Regions from separate parts of the Homo sapiens genome. Here all the other regions are linked to region 1. Evidence: chromatin loops called from intact Hi-C (ENCODE). Cell type or tissue: PC-3. All regions are shown on one strand. Region 1 holds the start of LOC124901730 (a long non-coding RNA gene). Region 2 overlaps LOC124900233 (a long non-coding RNA gene). Region 3 overlaps CAV2-DT (CAV2 divergent transcript). Region 4 holds the start of CAV1 (caveolin 1). Region 5 overlaps COMETT (cytosolic oncogenic antisense to MET transcript). Region 6 overlaps CAV2-DT (CAV2 divergent transcript). Region 7 holds the start of LOC124901731 (a long non-coding RNA gene).

What was found. A loop is a pair of places that touch in the nucleus more often than their neighbours do. Peaks named below come from ENCODE experiments on the same cell type or tissue, not always from the same donor. Only the 100,000 strongest peaks of a DNase experiment are listed, where the experiment ranks them.
Region 2: a loop joins it to region 1, with 2.8 times the contacts of the local background. A loop is called at or near these places in 29 of 110 quality-filtered maps.
Region 3: it touches region 1 in a loop (4-fold over the local background); 17 of 110 quality-filtered maps call a loop at or near these places.
Region 4: it touches region 1 in a loop (10-fold over the local background); 83 of 110 quality-filtered maps call a loop at or near these places.
Region 5: a loop joins it to region 1, with 6 times the contacts of the local background. A loop is called at or near these places in 106 of 110 quality-filtered maps.
Region 6: a loop joins it to region 1, with 6 times the contacts of the local background. A loop is called at or near these places in 17 of 110 quality-filtered maps.
Region 7: a loop joins it to region 1, with 7 times the contacts of the local background. A loop is called at or near these places in 83 of 110 quality-filtered maps.

Annotation. Positions count from the first base shown.
Region 1 is chr7:116,256,455-116,260,454 of GRCh38, reverse strand. It overlaps TES (testin LIM domain protein), which reads right to left. Exons shown (of 7, transcript NM_015641.4): 7 at 1,672-3,161. The coding sequence ends at 2,973. LOC124901730 (a long non-coding RNA gene) reads left to right here and starts at 3,151. Exons shown (of 4, transcript XR_007060485.1): 1 at 3,151-4,000. In PC-3, a CTCF peak has its summit at 1,599 (motif pointing left); DNase peaks (open chromatin) are centred at 444 and 1,584; H3K27ac peaks cover 1,376 bases.
Region 2 is chr7:116,339,455-116,343,454 of GRCh38, reverse strand. LOC124900233 (a long non-coding RNA gene) reads right to left here. Exons shown (of 3, transcript XR_007060487.1): 2 at 3,536-3,632. Among named protein-coding and RNA genes, the nearest start is that of TES, 130 kb to the right of the region's middle. In PC-3, CTCF peaks have their summits at 1,540 and 1,739 (motif pointing right); a DNase peak (open chromatin) is centred at 3,064; H3K27ac peaks cover 1,519 bases.
Region 3 is chr7:116,441,724-116,445,723 of GRCh38, reverse strand. The region is part of intron 1 of CAV2-DT (CAV2 divergent transcript); the gene reads left to right. Among named protein-coding and RNA genes, the nearest start is that of CAV2-DT, 56 kb to the left of the region's middle. RefSeq lists an enhancer at 2,047-3,246. In PC-3, no CTCF peak of the experiment used is centred here; DNase peaks (open chromatin) are centred at 2,453 and 3,433; H3K27ac peaks cover 2,762 bases.
Region 4 is chr7:116,523,997-116,527,996 of GRCh38, reverse strand. CAV1 (caveolin 1) reads right to left here and starts at 2,961. Exons shown (of 3, transcript NM_001753.5): 1 at 2,905-2,961; 2 at 1,308-1,472. The coding sequence starts at 2,934. RefSeq lists silencers at 1,260-1,359, 1,590-1,979. In PC-3, a CTCF peak has its summit at 1,724 (motif pointing right); DNase peaks (open chromatin) are centred at 1,346, 1,696 and 3,226; H3K4me3 peaks cover 3,949 bases; H3K27ac peaks cover 4,000 bases.
Region 5 is chr7:116,587,305-116,591,304 of GRCh38, reverse strand. The region is part of intron 2 of COMETT (cytosolic oncogenic antisense to MET transcript); the gene reads left to right. Among named protein-coding and RNA genes, the nearest start is that of CAV1, 64 kb to the right of the region's middle. RefSeq lists an enhancer at 2,869-2,968. In PC-3, a CTCF peak has its summit at 2,122 (motif pointing right); DNase peaks (open chromatin) are centred at 2,134 and 2,874; H3K27ac peaks cover 658 bases.
Region 6 is chr7:116,435,980-116,439,979 of GRCh38, reverse strand. The region is part of intron 1 of CAV2-DT (CAV2 divergent transcript); the gene reads left to right. Among named protein-coding and RNA genes, the nearest start is that of CAV2-DT, 62 kb to the left of the region's middle. In PC-3, a CTCF peak has its summit at 1,543 (motif pointing left); no DNase peak of the experiment used is centred here; H3K27ac peaks cover 262 bases.
Region 7 is chr7:116,807,947-116,811,946 of GRCh38, reverse strand. It overlaps LOC124901731 (a long non-coding RNA gene), which reads right to left and starts at 927. Exons shown (of 3, transcript XR_007060489.1): 1 at 845-927. In PC-3, CTCF peaks have their summits at 1,844 and 2,055 (motif pointing right); DNase peaks (open chromatin) are centred at 1,426 and 2,066; H3K4me3 peaks cover 1,043 bases; H3K27ac peaks cover 1,240 bases.

The sequences.
Region 1 (4,000 bases):
CAGATCAAATAAAAGCTACAATGACAAGTTCTCTGTGAAAGAACAAAATAATTAGCCAAAGCTATTTAAGCATCAACTAAATATATGAAAAAAGATCCTATTAATCTATTAATCGAGCCAGAATGTGTTTTGTGTGGTCAAAGCACATACACATAAACCAGCACAGTGGGTCCTTTGCATACATGTGGGCATTCATTACAGTCATCAAAGTTGTCGGCAAGCATTTAAATCAGCAGAGGTCAAGAAGGGGCAGATGAGTGAGAAATTGTGGCAAAGTGCCTTTTTATAGAGACATTGACGGAAACCCAAGTTTTCCAAAGAATTAAGTGAATACCCAGAAGACAAGTTCAGATATGCCAAGGCATCTCAAGACAAAGGCTGAATACTGATCTTGGGTGTTGGTGTCTCTTTGGTAACTACGGTGAAGTTGTATAAGCTTAAACGCTATGTGTTGGAAATTCCTTGAGAATGAATCAGTGATGAATCCCTTGCCTTTGGTGAAATTGGGCTGAAATACTTCAAAGTCAAATTTGGAAATCTATGCTTGAAGACTTCAGTAATAGAAGTTTCAGCTAGTCAATGAAAAGAAAGAATAATCCCTAACTCATTTGCCGCCCCCCCCACCTCAAAAAAAAAAAAAAAAAAAAAAAGGAAGGAGGAAAGGGAGATATGTAGGTACCATGCAACAAATATGAAGGCTAGTATGTCTCAAGAGCAATCCAGATTTCCTAAGGGATTGGCCGTGTTAGTAGCAGATGGGTTCTGTTTCAGTTTATTCTCACTTAGCCATGTCTGGGAAAAGTTAAGTTGTACAACTTTGTGGACAATATGCTGTGGAAAATATATTTGTTGCCATTTAAGATAAAGATATGAGCAACCATAAAGCGATCTTTATAGACAGTAATGATACTTGTGATATTAGCTTCTAAAATTATATGCAGAATTAGATTACTTTAGATAAGGTGACACGTATCCAAGCTCCAAAAGTTACTTTTGCATGGTTGAAGGCATAGTGCAGAAGGAGTAAATTTGTATGCTTGGTATGCACATGTGCATGTGTGTGTGGTGGTGGGGAGTGGAGAGGTGGAATGTAAAGAGAAGTACTATTGGCCAAACAGGAGCTGGAAAAAAAAAAAAGTCAAGTTATTCTGGGTATGTATCAGAGAAAACTGCAACTCCCACTATGACAGAAATAATTGTAGACTGAGGGAGAAAGTATTATGGCCTGCTAACATTAGGAAGCATGAGTCTACCACTATTCCCCATTTGCTTTCTGTCTCACGATAAGTTTCCATGAAAAAATTCTTCTTTTAATATTTTTTACATATAAAGAAACCAGAGTTGAAACCCAAGTATAAAAGGCTTGTTAGATCCAACTGAATAGAAAATAAGCTCTCCCAAATTTTAATTAAAATTACTTTCCCTTTCTTTGAAAAAGAAAAAAACTCTTGCATGACCAAACTTAAAAGTCCTGATTTGAAAGTTTCATAAACCTTATCTTTTCTCCATAATGAAACATCTAGATTCTGTGCTGTCCTGTCAGAGGCAGACTTTTATTTTCGTTTGGGTAATTTTTATCCTTGGAGACATCGCCCCCTGCTGTAACACATGCTTAGTTGCAGAAGCATTTTTCACTCAAAAAAGGATATGAATAAAAAGATACAATGATTATTAAAGTGAAAGAAACTTTATTTTGAGTAATATACATATCATTCATTCCATTTAATTTTCATAGTGCATAGCTATGTGTAGAAGTACACAGGGAAGAATAAACATTAGAAATACCTAGCCATGAAAATATACAAGTGAAGACATTTGATATATCCATGGACAGGCTTGGAAGTATTATAAAACAGGATCCATTAGGAAAGAATAAAAACCATGCAAAAAAAATCTTATCTAAATCATGGCAGGCAAGTGCAATCAATATAAATCATAGTCTCTGGGTACAAAAACTATACATGTTCTTTGGATTAAAAGCAAATGGGTGGCTTGGCTTTTATGTCCAAGCCAAAAATCATCTATACAAGTAAAAAGTGTGTGGGTCAGGCATGGTGGCTCCCACACCTGTAATCCCAGCACTTTGGGAGGCCAAGGCAGGCGGATCATCTGAGGTCAGGAGTTTGAGACCAGCCTGGCTAACATGGTGAAAACCTGTCTCTACTAAAAATACAAAAATTAGCTGGGTGTGGTGGCATGCACCTGTAATCCCAGCTATTTGGGAGGCTGAGGCAGGAGAATTGCTCAAAATAAAAAAAAAAAAATAAAGAACTAAAAAGTGTGGATACTGTTATGCCACATGTGATAATAAAATATTCAAGGCCACAGATGCAAGTCACCAACTTACAAAGAGAATACTGAAGGTAGGGTACATTAAAAAAATAGAGAAATGCAATAAAGAAAATGCCACCTCTGCCTAAATCAGGAAAGAGTAAATGCATAGGCATTAAAACAGCAGCTCTGCATACTACACTGCATTTCTCTTTGTCAAAAAGAATTCACTGTGTATCATTACAAAGGTCAGTGAATAAGACGAGGCAATAAACGTAGCGCCTTGGTATTAGGGCAAATTTAGTTTTCTTTTCATTTTACACATGAGGGGGAAAAAAGAAGTGTAGAACTAGGAATGCTCATCTTTCCATTCAGTACACTAACTTTTAAGTGTGTGGCACAAATGGAATAGAGACATGAAGTTTAATGAGATCCAAGCTTCCAAAAATGATTTCACATTTGAAAAGCTATGGAAAGATACAATTATTTACTGTTTTACAAATCAAATGCTTAAACCAAGTTTAAAAGTTGAGACCGAAAAAAAATTGATGAAGAAAAAATGGCCAAAAAAATTAAACAAAATCTCTTGGTTTCCTTTACAGTTTCTTTTTTTGCGTTTTATTTTTTTCAAATTGCATTTTACAGTAGAAATGCAGACCACTTTGGATAGCTATGGCTCGATACTTCTGGGTGCCCTCCTCCTAAGACATCCTCTTCTTACATTCCACTGAACAGAAAACCATCCCTTCTACTGGCATGAACTTCTGCCCAATGAGGCATTTGCTGCAGCAAGAGCACAGAAAGCACTCTGTGGATGCATGCCAGCTGAAATTGTTATAGGTCACCCGCTGCACTTCTGGGTCGATGGCATTGTGGCATCCTTGACACACCTATTAAGAAATAATACAAGAGAAGAGGGTGAGAGATCAAGCTGTAATGGTAACATTTTCATCTTAGGACATATTTCTTTAGATGATAAATTAAAACTCATAATGACAACCTCAGAAATACACAATGGAGGGTGGCCTTCTAGCTAACCTTTTTGGCCAACTGTTAATGGAGGTCAATATTCTGAGCAGCCTGAGAAATAACGAGTGAAGGCCAAACAGGTGATTTGATGCATGTAAGATAACTTCATGGCATTCAAGGCAGAAAGTCTTGATGGGAAGTTCCAAAGCAGTGTGCTTAGTTCTGATGTATTTTATTAGATTGCACATTTGTAATTACACAGAAGTTTATGATTTTTCCTTGTTCATTAAAGCTTTGAAGTGGTAATTTTACCTGTCTTACCTATGACACATGAGATTATTAACACCACTAATTTCTAGACAGTAGTAAATTAAAATCATGTTCAAAGTAATTAAGGACTCAATTAAAAATACTGACAGTGTTTGAGAAAAATGAATTTGCACTAAAAATATAACTTGTAGTTAATTGGCTTCTATTCTGTCATAAGATCAGTCATAATTTATGTGTAATCTAATATTGTAGAACATTAATACTTACAATCCCTGTACCATTCAGTATGTGTTATGTATATATACATGACATACAAACATGTATATACATACACAAACATACATACATTTACACCACAAAATTTTCTTCTTATTCAAACATGCACATGAGGAAAATGAATAAATAACCTATGTTATAGCAGAAAACAGAAAACCAGTTCGGACCTCTGAAACACTGGATAGTCCATGCCTTATAGTTTATACATGTTCTG
Region 2 (4,000 bases), 83 kb before region 1:
TATGATCAAGTGATTTTTGACAAGGTGCTAAGACTATTCAATGTAGAAAGAATACTCTTTTCAACAATGGTGCTTAGAAAACTGGATTTTCCCATGCAAAAGAATGAAGTTGGGCCCTTACCCAACACTATATACAAAAATTAACTGCAAATGCATCAAAGACCTAAATGTAAGATCTAAACTAATAAAACTCTCAGAAGAAAACATAGAGCAAAAGCTTTATGACATTGGACTTGGCAATGACTTCTTGGACTTGACACCAAAGGCACAGACAGCAAAGGAAATAATAGACAAATTGACCTCATTAAAATTAATTTTATACATCAAAAGACACTAGCAATGGAGTAAAAATGTGAACCACAGAATGGGAGGAAATATTCTCAAGTCATATATCTGATACCCTTATCAGAATATAATATTTAGAATATATAGAAACTTCTGTAACTTACAACAAAAAAAGCAAACAACCTGATTCAAAAATGAGCAGAGTACTTGAATAGACATTTCTCCAAACAAGATATACAAATGGACAATAAGTACGTGAACAGATGCTTAGCATCACTAATCATTAGGGAAGTGCAAATTAAAACTACCATGAGATAACGCCTCACGCTCATTAGAATGACAAATATCAACAAGACAAAACAGAAAATAACAAATGTTGGTGAGGATGTGGAGAAACTGAAACCTTTGCACCATTAATGGGAATTTATGTGATACAGCCACTGTGGACAACAGTATGGCCATTCCTAAAAAAATTAAAAATAGAATCATTATATGATTCAGCAATTCCACTTCTGAGTATATACCCAAAATAATTGATAGAACCCTAAGAGATATTTGTACACTCATGACCATAGCAGCATTATCCACAGTAGCTAAACCATGGAAGCAACTCAAGTATCCATCAGTGGATGTGTGGATAAGTAACTATGGTGTATACATACAGTAGACTATTATGCAGCCTTAAAAAGAAGGAAATTCTGATTCATGCTAAAACACTGATGAACCCTGAGGACCTGCTAAGTGAAATAAGCCAATTACAAAAACACAAATGCTGCATGATTCCTTTTACATGAAGTACTTAGAGTATTCAAAATCATAAACACAGAAAGTAGAATAGTTGTTTCCAGGAGTTTGGGGGAGGAGGAATGAGGAGTTATTGCTTAATGGGTATAGAGTTTCAGTTTTACAAGTTGAAAAGAGTTATGGAGATGGATGGTGGTTATGTGGCATAACATTATGAATGTATTTAGTACCACTGAATTGCATACTTAGAAATGGTTAAGATAGTATTTATGTATGTGTATTTTATCACTAAAAAATGGAAAAAGAAGTTCTAGAAAGAGTGAGTAGGGAAAACAGAGGGATGAAAATTATCAAAGCTGTAATAGAAGAAAATTATTCAGAGTTTTAAAAAAGACACAAATCTGCCATTTGAAAAAGCCCACAAAGTACTGAATGGGTGAGAAAAAGATCCACCAACTTATCCTAGTGAAATTTCAGAAACTTTTGAAGACTTTGTAAAGGATATGGAGAGAAAGATACTATTCATTTATATAATGAATAACATTACTAAAATTTGACTTTGTAAATGCCGTTTGTTTCCCAGCAATAATGAACCAACTATAGATGAGATTCTAAAGATTGATTAAACATATACAGGAACAAAATACAAATATGATCAGGGCCCCTGCATTAATCTGTAGGGCTGTGCACTGCTAAACTCCAGGAGGCACTGTTCTCCAAGGAGGCAGTAGTGCAGCTGCCCTGAATGTAAAACAATCCCACTGATGGGCTAGTGTTGGACAACATGCAGGGCCTAAATTGGAAACCAGAAGTAGAGGCTTAGTATACTACTGAACAATTAATTCAGGAACCTATACAAGAGCTAAAAGATTGTGTGAGCATGTGTGTTAGCATGTTTGTGTGTTCATACACACGTAAAATGAAACTCAGGAGAGAAAAGGATATCTTTTGTGTACTGAATATCTTGTACTGGGAGTGAGAAGATACTATCGAAACTTGAGTCATCAAAAAATAGAAGTATAAATGTATATCAGTCACAGTGGAGAGCAAAAAGGAAACCATCAGAACTAAAAACAGAAACTGGGAAATGGTATAAGTGACAGGGAGTAGGACAGGGAATGTAACTTTTAGTATCGTTTGAATTTTAAAAATATATGTATTATTTTGTAACAATAATAATAAAAGTAGATCAATCTGTTTTTTTAACCACATCATTACTGTACAATTACTCGGTTGCCCGGTGACTTTTCAGAGGAGCATATGCAAATCATATGCAGAGCAAACAGACTCCACATCCCTTCAGGACTATTTATGCCTCATGCTTTCTTTGACTGTAAAAAAGTTGAGGCATAGGGTGCTATTTTGTATTCTAATTGTGTGGACAAATTGTCAGTGGACTACATTTCCCCCGGGGTATGGAGCTCTCTTTGTCCCCCTTGGATATTGGCGAATGTATCTCAGATATAATCGACTACTAACACTTCAAGATCTTTATTACATATTGATTCCTTAAATACATAGATTTTATTTGAGCCTTACAATAATTCTGTGACAATTCAGAGCAGGTGTTACTATCTTCATTTTCTAGAAAAAGTTAAGCAAGGTTAAGGTGTCTCAAGTCATTGAGAAAGGGAAAGAGCCAGCACCGGTCTTCCTCTCCCTGCCCCATATGGTTTCTTAAGGTGATGGAGATTAAGTAATATTAATGCATACAGGCAGCTTTTAAAAAATGTGAAAAACACATTACCAAAGAGGAAAAAGCAGCCACTACAAACAGGAAATCCTTGTAAATGCCTCAGCTATAACCTTCCTCACCCTGAACTCTTGTTAAAATTGAACAATATGGTAGTTAAAAATGTGTCTCACAGAAAGGACTTTTGAAGGGAGCTGCAAAAGTAAAGAGAAACAAAAAGAGGAAGAAAAGTAAAAAGCTTTCCTTAAAAATGTGGAATTCCATTTAATTGCTGTGCTTGCCTGGGTCCTACGAAGCATCTTATGTTCTGAGTCCTATATTTCAAGTGCTTGCCTATGTCCTGTAAAGCGTATTCTGACTCAGAATAAAACAATGTAAAAAACAGCCTATGATTAATCTTTCCACTTGATTCTGACATTTATTCACCCTTTCTTCCTATGTGCAGAAGTGGAAGTGGGCATATGTGTGACAATGGGGGGAAAGCGGGATGAATGGCAGGGGTTAGAATAAGAAATGTAACTTATTTTTAATGTCATTTGAATTTGCTTAATATGTGCATATATGGAAGGGTTGATTAAACTATAGATAGGAAAGCATTGACCAAAGGGCTCTTTTCTAGAATGCCGTCTGACTCCTTTAAAGTTAAAATATTATTAGAGGACCATAAATTTAATCAGGAGTTTCTGGGTATATTCTGCTTTTCTTCTTCTATTAGAAATTCAAAGCTCTGCCTTCACAACACAAAACCCTTGACTTAAACATAAAAATTTTTAGATACCTCAGAGGCAGGACATTCCCTTTTTCTTGGCCCACCTGGCATCAGTGTGAATGTTTGGTGAACCTTGTCCAAATTCTGGCTCTTCCCATATTGATTCAGTTTCTATCTGCTAGAACAAGGTGACCTGCCAAGCTGTAGTGAACAAAATACGATGACTCACATGAAGTTTTTTCTTTTATTTAAACAAGTTAAGTGCAAAGACCATTGATAAGAGCAATTTTTAGCAACCTTGTTATCAGCTTATAGTGAGGCAGTCCCTCTTCCTTCCTCCCCTTTCCACCCACCCCATAGTCGTAAAACCCTCACCAGAAACAATTTATAAAGCTTTTAAAGACAACTTTCAGGTTTGAGTGTTAGTATTTAAATGTGGAATTACTTTGAATTTGAGGCGCTTAGCCAAATTGTTACTAAAATATACTCTTTTTCTTGGCAATTACCACTGTAGACAATGTAGAGTGTTTATTTCATGTGTACCTAGCCATAAATGAATTCAAAAGTAA
Region 3 (4,000 bases), 190 kb before region 1:
CATTTTCAATATGATTTTCATGGCTGTAAAGGGGAAGCACATTATTTTCGTGTATTAATAGAGGCACCAAGATAGAAACTGAGAAAGGTGTGAGAACGTCTGTTATGTTTTCTAGCATTTCATAGTATGAAACCTTAAGACTCACATTATTAGTTAAGCCTTTGTATAATAACAGAAACTCACCTTTTGCCAAAATTATTTAATTATATATTGTTCATACCTTAATTATTTGATGAATGGATAAGGACGACTAGAGGCAATACCGTGAAATGGAATTTTGGGGGCATCTTGCTTACTCTTCGTGTGTCTTACCCCTCAACTAGCATTCGGGTGACCTTATGATTTTTGCTTCCACCCCAAACACACCCTTCCCAGCTACACCCCATGGCGTGCATTGTACCTACGATGGTACAATGCCATCAGCCCTTCCACTTTTAGGAATAGTTCCATTCCAGGCATTGTCTGATGCCAGGAACCTGCCAGGGCAGAAACAGATATGTTGAATGTTAACGTTTGATAGTTGTTTAATGTGTTATTCCTCTAGGTGTATTTCTATTTTTGTATAATAATGCTTGGAAAGGAAATACATACCTCATTCTAACAGGGAACTTGCTATCTGAAATGAGGATATATTTTTGGCAGGAAGTAATTTTACTTATAATATTATATAGTCAACAAATAATTGCATGTATAGGATTAACTGTGTGTGGTGCTTTCAGAAACTTGGTTAGATGACATTAGAAAGGGTCTCAGAAAATAGTATATAATACATGTGCTTAGGACTCAAAAATAAGTAGAAAGAAAAAATTAAGTTACAAGTACTTCCATACTTTCTCCCTCTGACCACGTCTATAAGAGAAATCTGAATTTGTTAGCTTGGTCTTTGTAATTTCTAAGAGATATGTTGAATCTGCCATCTTGGTTCCTTGCTTTCTGTGCCATAAAATCAGAGAATGGGGAAAGGAGAAGCAAGGAAGGGGTATCTGCACTAGAAAGATTTATTCAAGGGGGAAAAAAGAAAGACTTGAGGAGAAAGCAAAAGAATGGAGAGAGGTGAGGAGCTATACAAATTTTGTTTGGAGACTGAATTTAGTGGGAATTGAGAGGAAAAGGGGGAGAGTCTGATATTTAAGACAGATGCAGGGTGCGGGAGATATGGAAAGGAATGGGATAAATGGAATTTTAAGAAGTGTTGCTGTAGGCAACGATTGGACAACCTTTAATATCTTTCAAAAATGCAAACAAATATTGAAATTTCTTTGTGTAACTGCATCATGTTTTGTTTTGTTTTTGTTTTTTGACTTTGTATTCTTCATCTCCAACTCGGAATCAGCCACGTCTCCAAAAATTCATGTGTACTCTTAGTGAATAATGGTACTTTGAAACTGAGATCTGGGTTCTAGATGTGCTATGCTACTGGAATGTCCTTGCTCTTTGCCCCTTCAGCATATACCTACGCTGAGTATTCTAGTGTGCCATAATAAAAGGATGATGCAAGGTACTTAAACTTGTCTTTTGGCTTTGGCATAATGTAGAGTGAGGAAAAGAGAAGTTGTTTTAAATATATGACTTATGACTTATGTATGCTGTTTATTTGTATCTTTCTATAGCTGTGCTGTCCAAAATGGCAGCCACAGCCACATATGGCTATCTAAATTTAAAATAAAAGTTCAGTCCCTCAGTTATACTAACCATATTCCAAGTACTCAGTTATGACATGTGGCAAGAGGCTACTGTACTGGGTAGAGAGTAATAGAATATTTCCATCATCAGAGAAAGCTCTATTGGATAGCACAGTTCGACAGAATGCTGCCTCGTAAGGCAGACAAGTATATTTATTGGGAATTGTGTTTGTTCAGCTGGTCTTCGGAAATCCACAGGTATAGAATTATCACCAACCAGAGCCTTAATTCAACAGACACTGATGTGTATCTTCTTTTGTCACATTGGCTATTTTTCCCATTCATATGACATACTATATAGATCACTGCTTTGTTCCTGTGAAATATCCCTGTGGTTTTAAAGACCCTAATAGTTTGAATGACTTCCACTTATTGCAGACTTCACTATGTTCCAGGCGCTGTGCTAAGCACTTTATTTGCACTATCTCACTTAATCTTTATAACAACTTTATGTTTTAGATTCAATTAGTATTTTATTTAATCTTTACCTCATTTATAACAACTTATAACAACTTTATGTCATATGTACTATTAATATCTCAATTTTACACGTGGGAAAAGCAACATGGAGAAGCTAGGTCACTGGTTCACAGTCCCACAATAGGTGAGGAGTGAAGCCAGAATTAATTGTGGAAGAGTAAAGGTAGTGGAAGAATATGTATTTTTGATACTCCCTATGGGAAGCTTTCCAAATACTAAAACTTGGAAAAGGCATTGTTTTACTTTCATGAACAGAAATGCACCACAAAAAATTACACAGGCATTAGTCACACCTTTTTAGATTTCAGTTATGCATCATGCCTTAGTCACACAAATTCCTGATCTGGGAGTGTTTGTGGAAAAATGTTTATGCCCCCTCCCTCCTTCACCTCTCTCAGATACCAAACTTCCTTTCAAATTCCCAGCTTCTCAATAACAGAGTATCTTCCTAATTCTGGCTCAGCATCACTTTCCACACCTAGGACCCCAACACACATTCTTTACTCTTTTAACAATATAATAAAAAACTATTTAAAGATAATTTACATGTTAATGTCTCATACTAAATATGCATATCCATGTTTTAAAATTGTTTATTCTAAATAGAAGAATTTCTTGGGCAAATGTATATATTCTTTCCTTTAGAAGGTTTCACATTTTTTATTGGCATGTATTGATTTTACTTTTTGCATTGACTGTTCCTCTACCATTACACTTTCTTGTACTCCTTAACATTATATAAAAAGTATTTCAATGGTTTCTGAGCTCTTACATTTAACAGTGGAGTAGAGGTTTTCTTTCCTAAAGAAGTGACCCATCCGGGCCGGGTGCGATGGCTCACGCCTGTAATCCCAGCACTCTGGAAGGCCGAGGCGGGCGGATCGCGAGGTCAGGAGATAGAGACCATCCTGGCTAACACGGTGAAAGCCAGTCTCTGCTAAAAAATAGCTGGGCATGATGGCGGCCGCCTGTAGTCCCAGCTACTCCGGAGGCTGAGGCAGGGGAATGGCGTGAACCCTGGAGGCGGAGCTTGCAGTGAGCCGAGATCGCGCCACTGCACTCCGGCCTGGGCGACAGAGCGAGACTCCGTCTCAAAAAAAAAAAAAAAAAGAAAAAAAGAAGTGACCCATCCGTGAGGAAGCATAGTGGTCAGAGTCCTGAAGCTCAGCGCACAGAATCACTTTCTTGCTGTTTTCTACCCTTCAAATATTGCACTTTCTCCCTATCATAAAATCTGCCTTGGTGGCATCACCAGCTCAGGCTTCATCAGACCTGTTTGGAAACAGGTTAGACTGAACTGACTGCCTAAAGCTCCTTCAGATCTATATTTGTAATAAAGATTAACGTCTGAAAAACATATTTTGCCCAGCAAAGGCAAGCATCACAATATTATTGTGACATGTTTTTTCTTAGATGTTGAAGAAAAAAAGTTTTAAAAGATCCAGAAAGATATTTATAAAAAGAATTTAATAAAATTTCAGAGAATACTAAAAAAATTAGGCATAGTTAGAAATAAAAGTAAAAGAACAAAGATTTTACTGTGGCCTTTGGCCTCAACTAAAAAAAGTGAACTTGCCCTCTTCAAAATGCTCTTCACTTATTATATAGTCGTCATATAAAAGAAAAAAGACTGCAGGGAGATTCCATAGGTTCAAATCACTGAACTCTATATTTAGAGACAAAAACAGGAGAACTCTCATAATTCCAACACGAACCAGAAGTACAATAGTTTTAGAATCACCCAAATTTCCTTTGATATTCAGCTACACGGAGATCTGAAAGAATTTTCCGATCTTACTTATTTTGGAGCTGCAGCTGGATAATTAAACACATGTGGC
Region 4 (4,000 bases), 270 kb before region 1:
GTACTTTTGTTGCTGTTGCTTTTAAATATTCCATAATCCAGCTAGTCAAAAAAAGCTGCAAATGCTCCAATTTTCCTTTTTCCTACTCCAGGAAGCCAAGGGAGTCAATTCTGACAGTTTTTTTTTCCCTTCCAGTTACAGATTAAACTGTTTCCCCTTTTGAAATATATTATTCATGAATGTAAACGGTTTGTGAACTATAGCTCCTCCCATCCATAGATAGCAGGCGTGGTGGGTGGAAATTGCTCATCCGCCTCATTGATTGCTGGGGGTTGTATAGGAGTAGATCTTCACACTGCAGTCCCTGAGCCAGGATTTTTCCTTAGCCCTCCATTTCTCAGAGAAAACCCTTTGCCAAGGATGGCTCTAGCCCATGATATCCCAATCCAGATGTGTTTAGGCAATAAATTCCTCCCACTAGATTGGCTAAAAGGGTCAAAATCTAATAACAATGATAATTTAAAACTGACCACTGAGTCAGATCTAAGTCTGGCCAATAACCCAGTCCAATTATTTTTAATCTCACCAAGCACATCCTGAAAGTATGAAAAGGAACTCCAACCTGAATGTGCCATTAGCTCAGGGCAGGCTGACCCAGGTAGCTACTAAAGAAGCAGCTTTCCACATCTAAGTGCAGGTGTCCATAGATAGAAGAAACCAAGAGGCATACATTGTTTTTGGTTTTGTAAATTTGCTTAGTTGTGCACAAGTGACTTGTTAGTCTAGTTAAAGTAACTTTCATATGTATATGAATAAGTACGTATTTTCTTTGTCTTTAGTCCTAGGCATTTCCATCCACTGTAGTATTTTTAAGAAAATCACTTCCCATCGTTTTAGTTGGGGGAACATGCCCATCTTGTATTCTGACTCATCCTCAGCACAAGACCTGACACAATTATCTGACTGTCTTAATGCCACGTGCAGTGGGGACCTGTCACTAGACTTTCAACCTGGGAATGGATAGGAACCATCTCACCGTCCCAAGGAGTATGGGCCGTCTGTTGCTGAGGTCAATAGGCTCATTTGCTAGGATAAAAGTGTAGTTATAGGAACTTCTACAAAACTCACTTTAGCTGAATTTCAGCTGAACTAACTATTGGGGGGAGATGGGGGAAGGGAGATGTAACGTTTCTGCCGACTGCGGGAGCTCCCACACATCAAACCCACAAAACTCTGTGTGTGTGTGTGTGTGCGCGTGTAGGGGGCGGGGTGGGGTGTGCGTACACGGCAATGCTAAAGAAGGATGCACGGGCTAACTGCCAGAGGAGAGCTGTCCCAGCCCTTCCCTGTTGGTCGCCTTGGCTTACCTTGACCACGTCATCGTTGAGGTGTTTAGGGTCGCGGTTGACCAGGTCGATCTCCTTGGTGTGCGCGTCGTACACTTGCTTCTCGCTCAGCTCGTCTGCCATGGCCTTGTTGTTGGGCTTGTAGATGTTGCCCTGTTCCCGGATGGGAACGGTGTAGAGATGTCCCTGCAGAGGGCGGAGGGCGGACGGCCAGGACGGGGAGGGCGGCAACGGCGGTGGGAGGAAAAATGCAAAAAGAAAAACAAGCGATGAGAAGTCAGCCTGGCGGCGGGGGAAACCTCGAGCTCGAAATCGAACTAACCGCTCCGACAGCTACGGCTCCGTGCACAGAAACCGCCTGCGCGTAGCCAGCTTTTTAAGAGGATCTCGCAGAGGACACCACACCCCTCTGTACTCTGCAGGGCGCGCCTGCCTCCCCCGCCCGCCGCCAGGGGTCAGGGCAGGCCCCGCCGCGCGGTCCGAAGGCCCCCGCCCGCGCACGCCCCGGCTCAGCACGCAGGACCCGCAGGACCCGCAGGACCTCGGCGGCGAGGGGGCAGCCGCAGGCTTCTCCCGGACTCCCTAAGCCGAGTCGCTCTCGCCCTGAGCGCTTCACCTGTTTCGCGTTCCCGTCCCCGGTCCCTATTACCCCTGCCCCGGTAATCCCTTCCAGCTTTATCTAAGATCCAACAGCAGCCGCCCGACCCGTGGAATGTTCCCTTTATCGCTGCTTCTTGGCCGCATCCCCCTCGCACCTGCCCGCGCCCCCCACCCTGCCTCGGCCCTCTCTTGTCCCTCCACGGCTCTCCCTGCTCAATCCGCCGTGATGATCACAATCCCGAAAGTCCCCATTTTTGGCGGAGCCAGGCACCAGACCCCCTAAATGTCCTAGAACTCAGTCTCACCTGCGCAGCTCCCCCGACCCACCCTCAGGGCACTCCCAGGCTGCGGGCGGGTGGCTGAAGGGCAGCTACGTGTTGGAAGACGAGGTTTCCACACCCGGGCAGAGCTCCAGCGCGTGGAGGGCGTTGGAAGTGATGGTGGCAGTTTGGGGAGGGGAGGTCTACCTCTCTCGGAACACCCCTGCCAGACGCCAAGATGCAGAAGGAGTTCTTGAGATGGTTCAAGAACTTTGGAAAGTGCAAACACACCGCGCGCCGCCTGCGGGACCTGCCGGTCTGGGCGCCTGGCGGAGAGTCCCGGGGACTGTCCCCAGGACTCGGGTAAATAACACCTCCACCCTGCACTCCACCTCTTCGAACCCCCAGCAGGCAGGGCCGGACCGCGGGGGTCCCGCGACAAGGGAGCATCCTAGACCCATCCAGAAAACGCGTCCTGGGCCCAACAGACCCAATCTCAGGACCCCAATCCCCTTTTCCGTGTCCTCCTAGCTCAGGGGCTCCCTAGGCCCCCTCTCCATTAGGAAAACATAAAACATTCCTGGCTTCTCTTCACCTCCCCGCCCAGGCCCATTCCTCAGCGGTGCCAACGCCAGAGGAGTGCTCCGAAGTGGAGAGAGGGCTGGGGCCAGGGCAGCAGTCGGGATATTTGGAGAGGCAGATAGCAGAAGCGGACACTCCCCGCACGCCCGAGCCGGCGCCCCCCCACGGATGCCTACCTCCGAGTCTACGTATTTGCCCCCAGACATGCTGGCCCGTGGCTGGATGAAAACTGTGAGGAGGTTTCCCTGGGCTGTGCTTTAAGGGAACTGAGGAAGGAAGATCTTGTATTGTATGGGGGGAAAAAAAGGCGCTGGAGGGGGGCGGTGGCTGGGAGGGAGCCTCCTGGCCGCCCGCCAAAGGTTTGTTCTGCTCGCGGTTGGCCCGGACGTGTGCTGCGCCGGGTCTAGGCACATCCCCAAGGTTCTGGCAGCAGAGGGCGGGGAGCGCCCGCAGCGAGCAGAGAGCGAGTGAGAACGTTTCTCCCGCGCTGGGGTGCTTGGGCAGATTATTTTAAACCTGAGGCAACATTTTCCCTGCTCTGAACCACCGAGAGGCGTCCCGGGGAGAGCGAATGTTTTCGCAGTGCATCATCTCAGCAGGGGTGGAGGGAGCCGACGCGCCTGCAGAGATGCCCAGTATGGGCAACCAAGGCGGCAGAAACAATCCACAATCCTGCCCTGTCCTAAGCCGTCCCTTCCCACCTCCCCCACCCCCCGCCCATCGCCCAAGTTCCATCTCTGCCTTAAAACACATGTGTCTCCCTGTTTCACAGAGGGAGGGATGAAAGACGGCTAGGAACCTTTAGGTACATTTCACATCTAAACTTTGTGGATCCCTTATGGAAGGAATCTGTGTGGGTGCCTGTGGTGTACTTTTGGTGACACTCGTTTACATCTAGTCGGTGTGGATGGAAACTTAAGCAGGCATGCAGAATTTAACATTTCCCATCCGTTTCTGAAATGTCTCCCAAACGCTTCGAAATAAGAAATGAAGATCTTTAACTTTTCTATAATTTTATTACCGATATTTTCTGGAACAATGGAATTTTATGCCAACAGGTTATGCCATATTTGCAAAATACACAAAATGTTTATAATTGTAGAATTATTTAAAGCTTCAAGTTTATTACCAGAGAAGATTTTTTTTTAATGTGCTTGGCTGTGAGGAAAGATTTGACTTTTCTAATTGACTAGACTTAAAAAAAATGTGATAGCGATTAAAGTATTTTGTCTGTTCCTGAATCTGGGGCTTCTGTCTTTACTTTATTGTAAA
Region 5 (4,000 bases), 330 kb before region 1:
AAATTTTAATTTTGTCTAATGAAAGATTCATTTAAATGTAAGTAGCCACATGTGTCTAGAGGCTGCAGTCTTAGATAATATAGATTTATAGTGTATGGAAACATGAAAATTTCTTGATGAATTTGGGGGTGGTATTCACCAATATACTTAATTTACTTTCTTTACTGATTGGCTGTATATTAATCTTGTTATTTCACATTGACCATTTCCATTTTTGCCTGAATTCACCATACAAGTGCTTTGGGATTGATTCCATAATTGTGTTTTCTCTCAGGGTTTCAGCTATGTAGGTCTGGTTTAATTGAATTTAAATAAAGATGCTTTTTCTAGTTCACAAACAAAGATTGAAACATGCAAAACATTGAGAACATGCTGTCATGCTTAGTAAGATAAATTTCAAAGCCTAACCCCTGCAGTTATTTTTCTAAGCTAATTCTCTGTATTTGAGAGTTCAGGTTTAAACAAAAGCTAGGAGTGTCATGAGATATAAAAATATGTTATTTCCTATTTGTTATGGTGTCTAAAAAAGATAAAATACTTAGACAATTTCCTTAAATTTTATTTAACTTAACAAGTTAGCTTTCTTGTTAATGGGTACCAAAACATAGTTAGATAGGAAGAATAAGTTCTAGTGTTTAATAGCAGAGTAGGGTGACTATAGTTAACAATAATTTATTGTATATTTCAAAATAGCTAGAAGATTTGGAATATTCCCAACACAGAGAAATAATAAGTGTTTGAGTGATAGATATCCCAATTGCCCTGATTTTATCATTACACATTGTATGCATTTATCAAAGTTTCACATGTACCCCAGAAATATGTATGGTCATTATGTATCAATAAAAAATTTAGCTTTCTTAAAATACAGACTTTCTTTTTTTTTTCTTTGTTAAAAGGATAATGGTCTCATTCAAGGATTTTAATAGAAACCTCATCCCAGTTGACTAATTCCAAATTATTTATCATTCGCTATGTTTTCTTGTGTGCTCTTGCAGCTAAAATAAACTCCACTCATTTAACTCTTTCATTAGCATATACTCTGTCGTGATTTCTTCTGTTGCCTTCATTGAAGAGACTAATTCCTTCTGATAAACAACTTCTCTAACACACACACACACACACACCCCTCTAAGACTTAAGGCTTAAGGCGACTGGGAGCAATTTATTACATTGTTGTTGAAAGCATCTTTCTTAGTACGATGCATATGCATGGAAGGGAGGTCTGGCCTAAAATAAGTAAAATGACATGTGATTTATAAAGGTTGGGTGTAATATCTATAATTAATTTTATCTTTTTTACACCTAAGCCCACTCTGCCCCCAAACTTCTGCCTTATTATCAAATTACTGTGCAAAAAAAGAATATCACTCCCATATGTACGTCAAATATTCAGAACTAGTTACTTTGTACATTTTAAAATGTAAAATCCATATGGTTTTCTACCATCCAATTAAGGGATAACCCTTATGTATCCAGAAGAAAAACAGGTAGAAATGTCACCTAAGTAAGTGTTTAATAGTATTATACAAAAATAATTAATATGTTAAATAATGGCCACAACACACTATAAAACCCTGCACTGCCTTCTGAAATGAATATTAAATTTTATTTATGAGAAGTTCAGCATTGTGGATGTGATTGAGTTAAATTTCTTAAAAACTGCTGAAGTTCTGTAACTGTACATGATAGTATGCTCATAATTTTTTTCAGAATATATGATTAGACAGAATATCCTAAGGGAAGTCTCATATACCTACTTTAATTCCACCACCTGAAGGACAATATGAGTTGCCTCTTCTCCCTGGTCGTATTAAGGAACCACAATTTGAAAATGATTTTATCAGCATGAATGCTGTGATTCTGCATTCATTAGAGTGACAAACATTACTCTGCAGATGAAAATACAAATTCTTTAGTAACAAGAAATTCCAGACAGGAATATTGTTGTGCCTGCATATTATACTTATTTATTCCATTAATCTATCCAGATACTTATCTTTTTTCTAAAGAGTAATGTCATTAGTATTGTCTTCTACAGAGTCTTCAGTGATTAAATACACTTATTTCTATGCAGCTTAGTTTTATATCATAAATGTCCAGTAGATGGCAGTGCATGCACTAGAATTCACAGAATATCCTCTCAAACCCTAACCACAGCTATTTTTTAAATCTGCATTTTGGAAACATTGATAAGGTCTCACACAATAAGATTAAAAGTCAGCATTAAGCACTGGCTTCTTATTTTTAGCCTCAGACAACCAATGGAAATGAAACCTGTATCTACATGTTTTATTTCATTGTGTTTGAACAAGATTTTGGCACAATAAAAAAAAAGGGAAATCATTAACTTAAAACATCCTCAAACCCTGAAATGATAAATGCAATAAACCAATATTCTGTAAGTTTTCTTGAATTGTCAGAGGGGGGCAGACTGGAGGGTGTGATTTGCGGATAGGATGCTGCCCTTTAATATGAGTAGCAAAGTCCTGGATAATGCTTGTCCTAGAAACTGTCCTTGTGTGTTGAAGACATAACTTGTAGATGATGTAGGGAGGGTTATTGTTAAATACTGAAAAGTGGCTGTCATACAGGCTTCCAGTCTGATTTGTCAACGTGAAAAACTTGGAGGGCAGTGGGGAGGCTTCGGGAGGGAGGGAGGGAGGGAGAGAGAGAGAATTGATTTTGTTTTCCCCTAAAGGAGAGGAAGTGTCCAGGGAAGCTCTGCCTTTGTGGTTTTTCTTGTGTGCCTCAAAACACTTAGGCAAGATAAAGAACCTCTCTCACTCTACTGGGTAGTAGAGAGGAAGAATCATTGTTTCCAAGAGTCGATGCACTGAGAGCATCCACTAGGCGTTTTGTCAGGCCAGAAATAAGCAAGTGCTAGGCAGCAGGATGTGGTGAGGCCACTGGGTCAGGGGAAGGTTGGGGAGAGCCTGCTCATAATGAAATGACTGGGAATGTACCAGCTGAAGTCCCTGACTCTGTTTGAAACCAGGATGCATACAGCATGGTGTAAAAGAGCATGGAGTACAAACACAGGGAGAGTGAGAGGAGATTAAGCAAGTGTAAGCCAAATCTCCACACCCACACTCACTGGACCCTGAATGCTCTTCTCCTCCTCTAGTTTTCACAAGGCCATCATCTTCTTGGTCTTCAGGTCTCAGACTTACAGTAAATATTTCTCCAATAAGTGAATGAATGGATGATAATGCAGAGAAAATTAACATTCCAATCCCAAGAGTTTGAACGTACAAAAGAGGCAGGAACTACTGCCACGATAATGGTAGCAGGAGGAGAGAGCTCCTCTGTGGGGAGGGTGGCTCTGTGTCCCACTGTACAGAGGCACGGTAGTCAGGATGAGAACCTAAGAAGAGCTCAAGACAACCTTACTTCTGGGTGAAGACTCAAAAGAATTGAAATCAGGGCCTTGAAGAGATATCTGTACCCTCGTGTTCATAGCAGCATTATTCACAACAGCCAGAAGGGGAAAGCCACCCAAATGTCCGTGGATGAATGAATGAATAAACAACATGCAGTATATACATAGAATGGAATATTAGCCTCTAAAAGGACATATGTATTAGTCTGTTTTCACGCTGCTGATAAAGACATACCCAAGACTGGACTGGGCAATTTACAAAAGAAAGAGATTTGCTGCACCCATCAACCCATCATCTAAGTTTTAAACCCTGCATGCATTAGGTATTTGTCCTAATGCTCTCCCTTGCCCCCCACCCTCAACAGGCCCCGGTGTGCAATGTTCCCCTCCCTGTGTCCATGTTTTCTCATGGTTCAGCTCCCACTTATAAGTGAGAACATGCGTTGTTTGGTTTTCTGTTCCTGTGTAAGTTTGCAGAGAATTATGGTTTCCAGCTTCATCCATGTCCCCACAAAGGACATGAACTCATCCTTTTTTATGGCTGCCTAGTATTCCATGGTACATATATGCTATATTTTCTTTATCCAGTCAATTATTGATGGGCATTTGGGTTGGTTC
Region 6 (4,000 bases), 180 kb before region 1:
CATGATTTCATGTATAAACAACACTTGATATTTTAGTTCCAGCCAAAATGTCTAGATATGAAGCTAATGTAATTTCCTAGGACTCTAAGCATTATTTGCTATAGCCACATAAGAAGTAGTGTTTGATTTAAACAAAATTAACATAAACGTGCTAGCTGACTTTAATATGGAATCCTGTTTCAGGATCAAAATGCATCAACAGATTCTGGTGTTAGTTCAGTGTTTTGCTTTTTCTTATCTTTTGGAACTGTCTAAAAAATAAATTAGATGTTTCTAGTGATCTGAATCAGTTAACAGAAAATCGGTAATGGAAATTTGCTTTGGGATACATTTCACACTCTTTAATACATGCTTCCTTTATCCATTGCTCCCTGTGAGGAGACACCCAAGCCTCTCAAGTTTCTTCTGCTACCCTGTGGGACCAACACTTATTTGACAAAAATCTCTTCCACAGTATCTATCATGGCAGGTCTGAATTTAACATGGCTTATGTGGTCTTCCAGGATCTGAGCTCTGCCAGTCCCTGTGACTTTGTGCACAGGCAGGGCTGTGCTGGGACACCTTGTGTTTTCTGAATCAGTCTTCCATCCTGGTCACACCTCTGCCACTACACCTGTCACAATCCCTCTTCTCTTCATTGAGAGCCATTTATTCCCCTCTACCTAATACCAACATGCCTGACAAACTCCATATCTTCCTGGAACACATCTTTAACCTCTCCTTGTTTTATTGCTCCCATCTACCAGATGTTTCACGGTATGATAACACTTATCACAGTGTCAGCTAGTTGTACATTTCTTCCTGTATGGGACTGCTGAACATTTTAATGGGAGGGGATGTGACTTAGTTATGGAACTCAGATGGCCACTCTAATAAGGATGTCATGAGGGTAGAGATTGGGTGTCTTCTGTTTACTTCTGTAAACTAAAAGCTTTAGAATACTATCTGGCTCACTGCAGTTGTTATTAAATGAATCTATACATCCAATATCTTTCATATAAGAGGGATTTAATATTTGGTGAATTGACCAAGTGGTTCAGAAGTTCTAGGTTCAGTTCTAGATCTACTGGCAGTCAATTCTTGATCTTAAGAGTTAACCTGGCTATGAAGTTTGTACTGAAATTTGCAAGTGGAAATATTGTATCATAGGCTTTACATAACATAATTATAAATAATTGATTGACAGATAGACTCTTCAGGACTAAAAGGACCTTGAGAAAGGCTGCCTCTTATTGGGGGATTGACAATGTGCTGGACACTGTTCTGGGCACTTTATGCTATTAATCCATTTAAAAAAATTCATTGTTACTAACTCATAGTATTGTGATATAAACATTATTATCCCTATTTTGCAGAGATGACACCAAGGCACAAATCTAAATGACTCCCTATGATCACATAGGTAGAGGGGTGTGGAACTGGGAGTTGGCCCAGGCTGTGTGGTTCCAAAGTCCTTTCTCTTAATCTCCATCTTAGCTGTACTTTTGTGATATCTTTAGCCGTTTTCTATGTCAACCACTTCCACCTAGTGGAAATGCTGGAATTTATAGGAAGGCCAATAAATCCTAGTTGAGCTGGGCTCAACCTCCCACAGCCCCCTCTTTCTCCAGATGTCTGCCTCATCCTCAGTTGGATGGAGAATCTGGTAGGAAGTCGGCTGTATTGCTCCAGGTGTCACCATCCAGTGGAAGAAATGGTGTCTTCAGTTGTTCCCCAGAGGAGAAAGCTTGTTTCAAAGGAGTGCCTACAAATATCTCCTCCTGTCTCACAGAAGTCATATACACTAAAAATTTGGCCATATACCCTACCAATGGCCAATGAATGTGCTTGTGCAGATCTGTTTATGCCTGAGCTGCCTGCGTCCCTTGTAGATCCAGTGATTGGAGTCAGCTTTCCCTGAGGCATATGAGCTCTTCATGGGACATGTGAACAAGAAAACGGAGGGTGATTGTTACCAAGAGATGGCAGAGAAGGTGGTAGGCCGGGAACTCCAATGCTCACTGTACTCATCACAAATTTGGTTAGAAATCAGTTTATCTTTGAGCCATAAACTTCAAAATCATATTCTAACAATCTCTTTAAAGTACCTTTTAAAACCATGTCTTATTGGAACTCTTCAGGGAAAACAATAAGACTACTAAGAAATTGGAATATTTTCATTAATTGTGAAAGAGAAAATTATTTGAAAATAGAACTGATAATTATCTGGCATATATTAATACTTCATAATTATAAAAACAGTATAATAAACTACAATGTAAAATGGTCTGCAGCATGGCTTACTACTCTAGATTTAATTTTTAATTCCATTCTGAGTCCATATGTAACTTAATGTGATTGAAAATTTTTCTGAAAAATGACTAGGACGTATTGCAGAATGTCGGCTAATTAGCCCATTGCAATCTCAGTTATCTGTTTCACTAAAATCGCGTATGCCACGTTTAATCCTGATCTCAAAGTTAACTCCAATAGACATTAATTCATCTGTTCATTTATTTAATAAGCCCTGAATTATTGAGGGCCAAGCACTTGGGGATAGAGAGGTGATTATTTGTCAGTCTTTGTTGTATTTGAATTCTCCATGGGTTCTTAGGATTCCTTTCTTTCTTTTTTCTTTCCAACTTTAATTTTACATTCAAGGGTTACATGTGCAAGTTTGTTACATGGGTAAATTGCATGTCAAAGAGGTTTGGTGTACAGATAGTTTTGTCACCCAGGTAATCAGCATAATACCTGATTGGTAGTTTTTTCAATCTTCACCCTCCTTCCACCCTCCACCCTCAAACAGACCCCAGTGTCTATTATTCCCTTCTTTGTGTCCATGTGTACTTAATGTGTAGCTCCCACTTATAAGTGAGATCATGAGGTATTTGGTTTTCTGTTTCCATATTAATTCACATAGGATAATGACCTCCAGCTCCATCCATATTGCTGCAAAGACCATGATCTCATGTATTTTATAGCTACGTAGTATTCCACAGTATGTATGTATATATATATATATATATATGTGTATATATATATATATGTGTGTGTGTGTATATATATGTGTGTGTGTGTGTGTGTGTGTGTGTGTGTGTGTATCACATTTTCTTTATCCAGTCCACTGTTGATGGGCATCTTGGTTGATTTAATGTCTTTGCTCTTGTGAATAGTGTTGTGATGGATGTACAAGTGCATGTGTCTTTTTGGTAGCAAAATTTATTTTCCTCTGGGTATATACCCAGTAGTGGGATTGCTGGGTTGAATGGTAATTCTGTTTTAAATTCTCTGAGAAATCTCCAAATGCTTTCCACAGTGGCTAAACGTATTTACATTCCCACCAGCAGTGTATAAGCATTCTCTTTTCTCCACAATCTTGGCAGCATCTGTTATTTTTTGACTTTTTAATAATAGCCATTCTGACTGGTGTGAGATAGTATCTCATTGTGGTTTTGATTTGCATTTCCCTAATAATTGGTTATATTGAGCATTTTTTTATACGCTTGTTGGCCGTGTCTGTGTCTTTTGAGAAGTGCCTGTTCTTCGTTGCCCACTTGTCAATGGGGTTGTTAGGTTTTTGGTTGTTGACTTGAGTTTCTTATAGATTCGGGATATTAGACCTTTGTCAGGTGCATAGTTCACAAATATTTTCTCCCATTTTCTAGGGTATCTATTTACTCTGTTGATAGTTTATTTTGCTGTGCAGAAACTGTTTAGTTTAATTAGGTCCCAGTAGTCAATTTTTGTTTTTGTTGCAATTATTTTGGAGCCTTTTTCATGAAATCTTAGCCTGGGTCAATATCCAGAATGGTATTTCTAGGGTTTTTATAGTTTTAGGTTTTACATTTAAGGAGTCCTTTCCACATTTCTTGTTTTTGTCAGCTTTTTTGAGAATCAGATGGTTGTATGTGTGAGGCTTTATTTCTGGGTTATCTAACCTGCTCCATTGGTCTATGTGTTTTTGAACCAGTACCATGCTGTTTTAGTTACTATATCCCTGTAGTATAGTTTGAAGTTT
Region 7 (4,000 bases), 550 kb before region 1:
CTGAAAGACAAACAATTGAATAAAAAATAGAGGAAAGAATAAAATGGGGCAAAGGCTGTGGAAAGGCAATTTAAAGAAATGCAGATGGCTACAAAACACATAAACACAGGAAGTCAACTTCTCTGTTAATCATGGAAAAGCAAATTATGACAACAGTAAGAAACCATTGTTTACTTATTTGGCAGTAATGAAAAAGAGTGCTGATGTCCCAAGCTGGTACAAAATAGGGAAATAAGTATTTTCAAATATCGTTGGGAGTGTGAAAAGGTGCAGCCTTTGGGGAAAACAACTTGCCTAATATCTAATAAAATACAAACAGTGTGTGATTTACTGACCCCACTTTTGGGACTGTATCCTAGAATAAAAGGCCAGTATATTAGATTATACGTAAAAGTTTTTTTGTAGTATTGTTTGTAACAGTAAACAAAATAAACCAAAAAAAAATACTGGAAACAGCCTGAGTGGATTGTAACAGCCATTCTACAGATGGTCAGGTAGCAATGAGAAAGACTGAATTATAAACTGGAGGAATACCTGTGATATGCTGCAAAGTCAAAATAAACTGTTGCAAATTATGTATACAGCATGATCCTATTTTTATTTAAAACTCTAAAATCAACATATGTGTATATCTTTCTATAAAAATGAGAGGCTTGTAAATATGGAGGTGAGAGAAGCTATGGGAACAGAGGGGATGCGGGAGGAGATTGTTAGAGTCTGCAAGAATGTTAGCTTTAAAAAAATCACATCTTATTTTGCACAAAGAAGGCATACATTCCTTATATAAAAAAAAGTCAAATAAAAACATTTAAAACATGTTTTTCTTTAGCAGTGGGCAACTTACATGTTCACTGTCCTGAAGCCCCTCGATCTTGAGGAAGCATAATGATAAAGTGCTTTCAGTCACCCAACAGTGAAGCTGTCTGCCCTGATTAGGGATCAAACCTTTGACTTTAGTCTCCACAGCACAAAGTTCCAACTGAACAAATACCCTCTGTTTACACATCATCATAGCAAACTCAGAGACTGCTTGCAAATTATGCAAATATACACTGATAAGAGGATCACACGCCTCCTTAGTTAACTATGCTTTTATTATATGTTAGGCCTTTGAGTTCAAAAACAATTATGATATTGCATTTCAGTATAGTATGAAGGTAAAAGTATACAGTCTTGGCTGCAGATATAATAAATATAATTGCCCCTTTTTTACTGATTTACCCAGTGTTCTTTAAAATGTGGGTTTGATGTCATGTAAGCCATATCTGCTATTGTCACAACCACCTATAGGTTTCAGATTAGTAAAGTCTTTGAAATATGACTCTCCTAAGCAGAAAGGAATCTGCAGCACTTGGCATAAAGATTATAATCTTTGGCCTTCCTGTGGTAAGATTTATAACTGTGACCTTAGGCTCTATTTCTTTTGGAGTGTAGTCACTTTAAGTTACCAGTGATGATTGCTTTGAGTTATTAGGTCAGCGTGAATTGCCTAATACAATGTCAGCTTCGTGCTTCCCAAGGGCTGGGCAGTATTAGGGACACGAAACAAAGTGAATTTTAATGTCCGCAGAAGGCAGTGCTCTGATATATGAGCCACCTCAGTAACAATGAATTTCCATGGCAGGAGATTTCAACACCAGTTCTTAACCTCTTCTATGTTCTCCATTCTTTAATTCATGAAATATTATGAGTTCATTTTTAATTAGGTGAAATAGTCTGAAACTAACTGGTAAAAGGGAGGAAAAGGAGGAGTTACATGCTAGCTTTACCTTAGGGGTAACTTTTTCCTGGAATGACAAAAAGAAAGAGTTATGTGAGTTAAACTCAATGCCCTCCAATTCTGTTAACGCACCTTGACCTAGAAGCTGAAATGAAGGCTTCCTCCCACTGAAGTTCAAAAATGAAGATTCATGTTAATACCCAGGTGGCAAGCAACAAAGGCAGGGTAAGTTTGGTTTTTTACTATTCAAACATTGCCTGCTTTCAACAATTAAGTCACCTACAGTGTAAGAAACCAGACCTTTCTTTGATACACTACATTTAAATGTGTTGTCAACACTAGATGGCACTCAAGGGTTGCTTTTCTAGCATGTTCCTCCAGTTCCAAAGTCCTTTGCCATTAATTACCTCCTTTAAAAAGAGCAAACATGCTATTTAAACAAAGGGTCCCTGTAGTTACTCTGTAGTTCTGTTTTTATATTTATAGTCATGTAATCAATATGTTGGAAGAGTAATTAATTTTTAACCTCAACCTATGGGGAGATCAAATGTTAGTGGAGTTAATGGATGGAACAGGCTTCATTATTCTAAAGTAATGCTAATGATAAAGCAGGGAAGAAAGTCAAGGGTTGTAAACAATCGTGCCATCAAACACAATCATATAAAGCAACAGTGCAGCGCGATCATGGGATGCTGACCTCTTGCCAGTCTTCTTCAATATGACTGTTGTTTCTGTTTTAGTTATCTAGACCCTCCTGTGTGAATGAAATAGTCTCCTAACTCATCTTTTAAGGTATTTCCTCTTCCAATTCATGCTGTTGGAGTTACTATTCCAAATAATAGTTCTGATTTTGTTGCCCCTCTGTTTTGAAAGCCTCTCCTCATTCCCCATTTCCTAACACCTTAGAGTGATATTAAAGGTGCATCTTGATTTGGGCTCTCTCTACACTCCTGGAGCATGCACCCTAGTTTCTAGATTCTTCATCCACAATATTTCTGCAGTGCTTACTGTGCGCCAGCCTGTGTGTTTGTGTTCTTCCAAGAGAGATAACCCAGTGCACAGCATTGAAGCATGTCCATGGGCACGAAGGGTTCTGGGTGGACTCACTCCCGGAAAGGGGTGCGTTGGCATGGCCAGAGCTGAGGGGCTGGAAGACCAAAAGAACAAAAAACTCATCCTCTTTATTCTGATTATATTTTCCTATTACTCCACCCCAGGCTTGAATTTCCAAACCTACTTCCCCAGATCATGAGAAAATAAGAGAATCATTCTGTTATATGCGGGGAGGCTTATAGTCAATTGTACACCAAGGCTCATCTTCAATACACGCATTACTATTTTTCCCAAATATTATTATATTCAGATGAATCTTTCTTGTTCCTTAACCATACTTGTACTTTTCTGACTTCATTGCTGACATGATCCACTCTATGGAGGATGTCCTTTTCCTACCTGTCCATCTGGGCCCAACTCAGAAGCATCTTCCACACAACCTTCCTCAACCCCTTCTATTATAAGGAAGGTTTGTAAAGTGTGTTGACTCAGGCTTTCCCTCCTCCTTCCTGAAGGGCAGGAAGCCATCTGGACCACAAGGTGACCTTGAGGATAGAAGACATGCCTTGGGATAGTGGAGTAGAGGGATGGGAGCCTGGGTCCCTGCCAACATCCTGCAGCTTCTACACCAGCCCCCAACTGCCCATCCTCCAACCTGTTTTGTGTAAGAGAAAAAGCTCATCTCCTGTAAGCTACAGTTGTTTTGGGATTTTCTGAACCTAATTCTGATATACACACTGTAGATTAATTGTGTGTCATTGCTTTTTTTGTTTTTAGGAACTTTCTCTAATTATGATAAGATCAATGCTTTCATACAAGTGTAAGCAGGAGTTAAGATGTTTAAAGGGAACAGGTAAATGAATGCACAATTTTCCCCTTTTAAAATAGAAGACAGGAGTGAATATAATTTGTGTAATTTAAGATGCAAACTTTGGAACAATTTCAATGAAATGAAATTCAGAACAGAGGAGACCTGTCATTTGGGATTACTAGTTGTGATCTATAATGATTTGCTATTGTATGGTCTTTGCTCACTATTACATTCAGTGGGGCCTAGATTAAATTGAGCTAAAGGAAGTGTTAGTTTTTTATTCCTTTGGTATGCAGGAGCTCAGTTGTCTTTTTTTTAGAACCAGAGATTAATTATATTTGCATGGTGGGAGTTGGTGAGGAGGGAGAGGATTTAAAAAAAAAAAGGAAGAAATTAACATTTGTTGGGTATCTTTA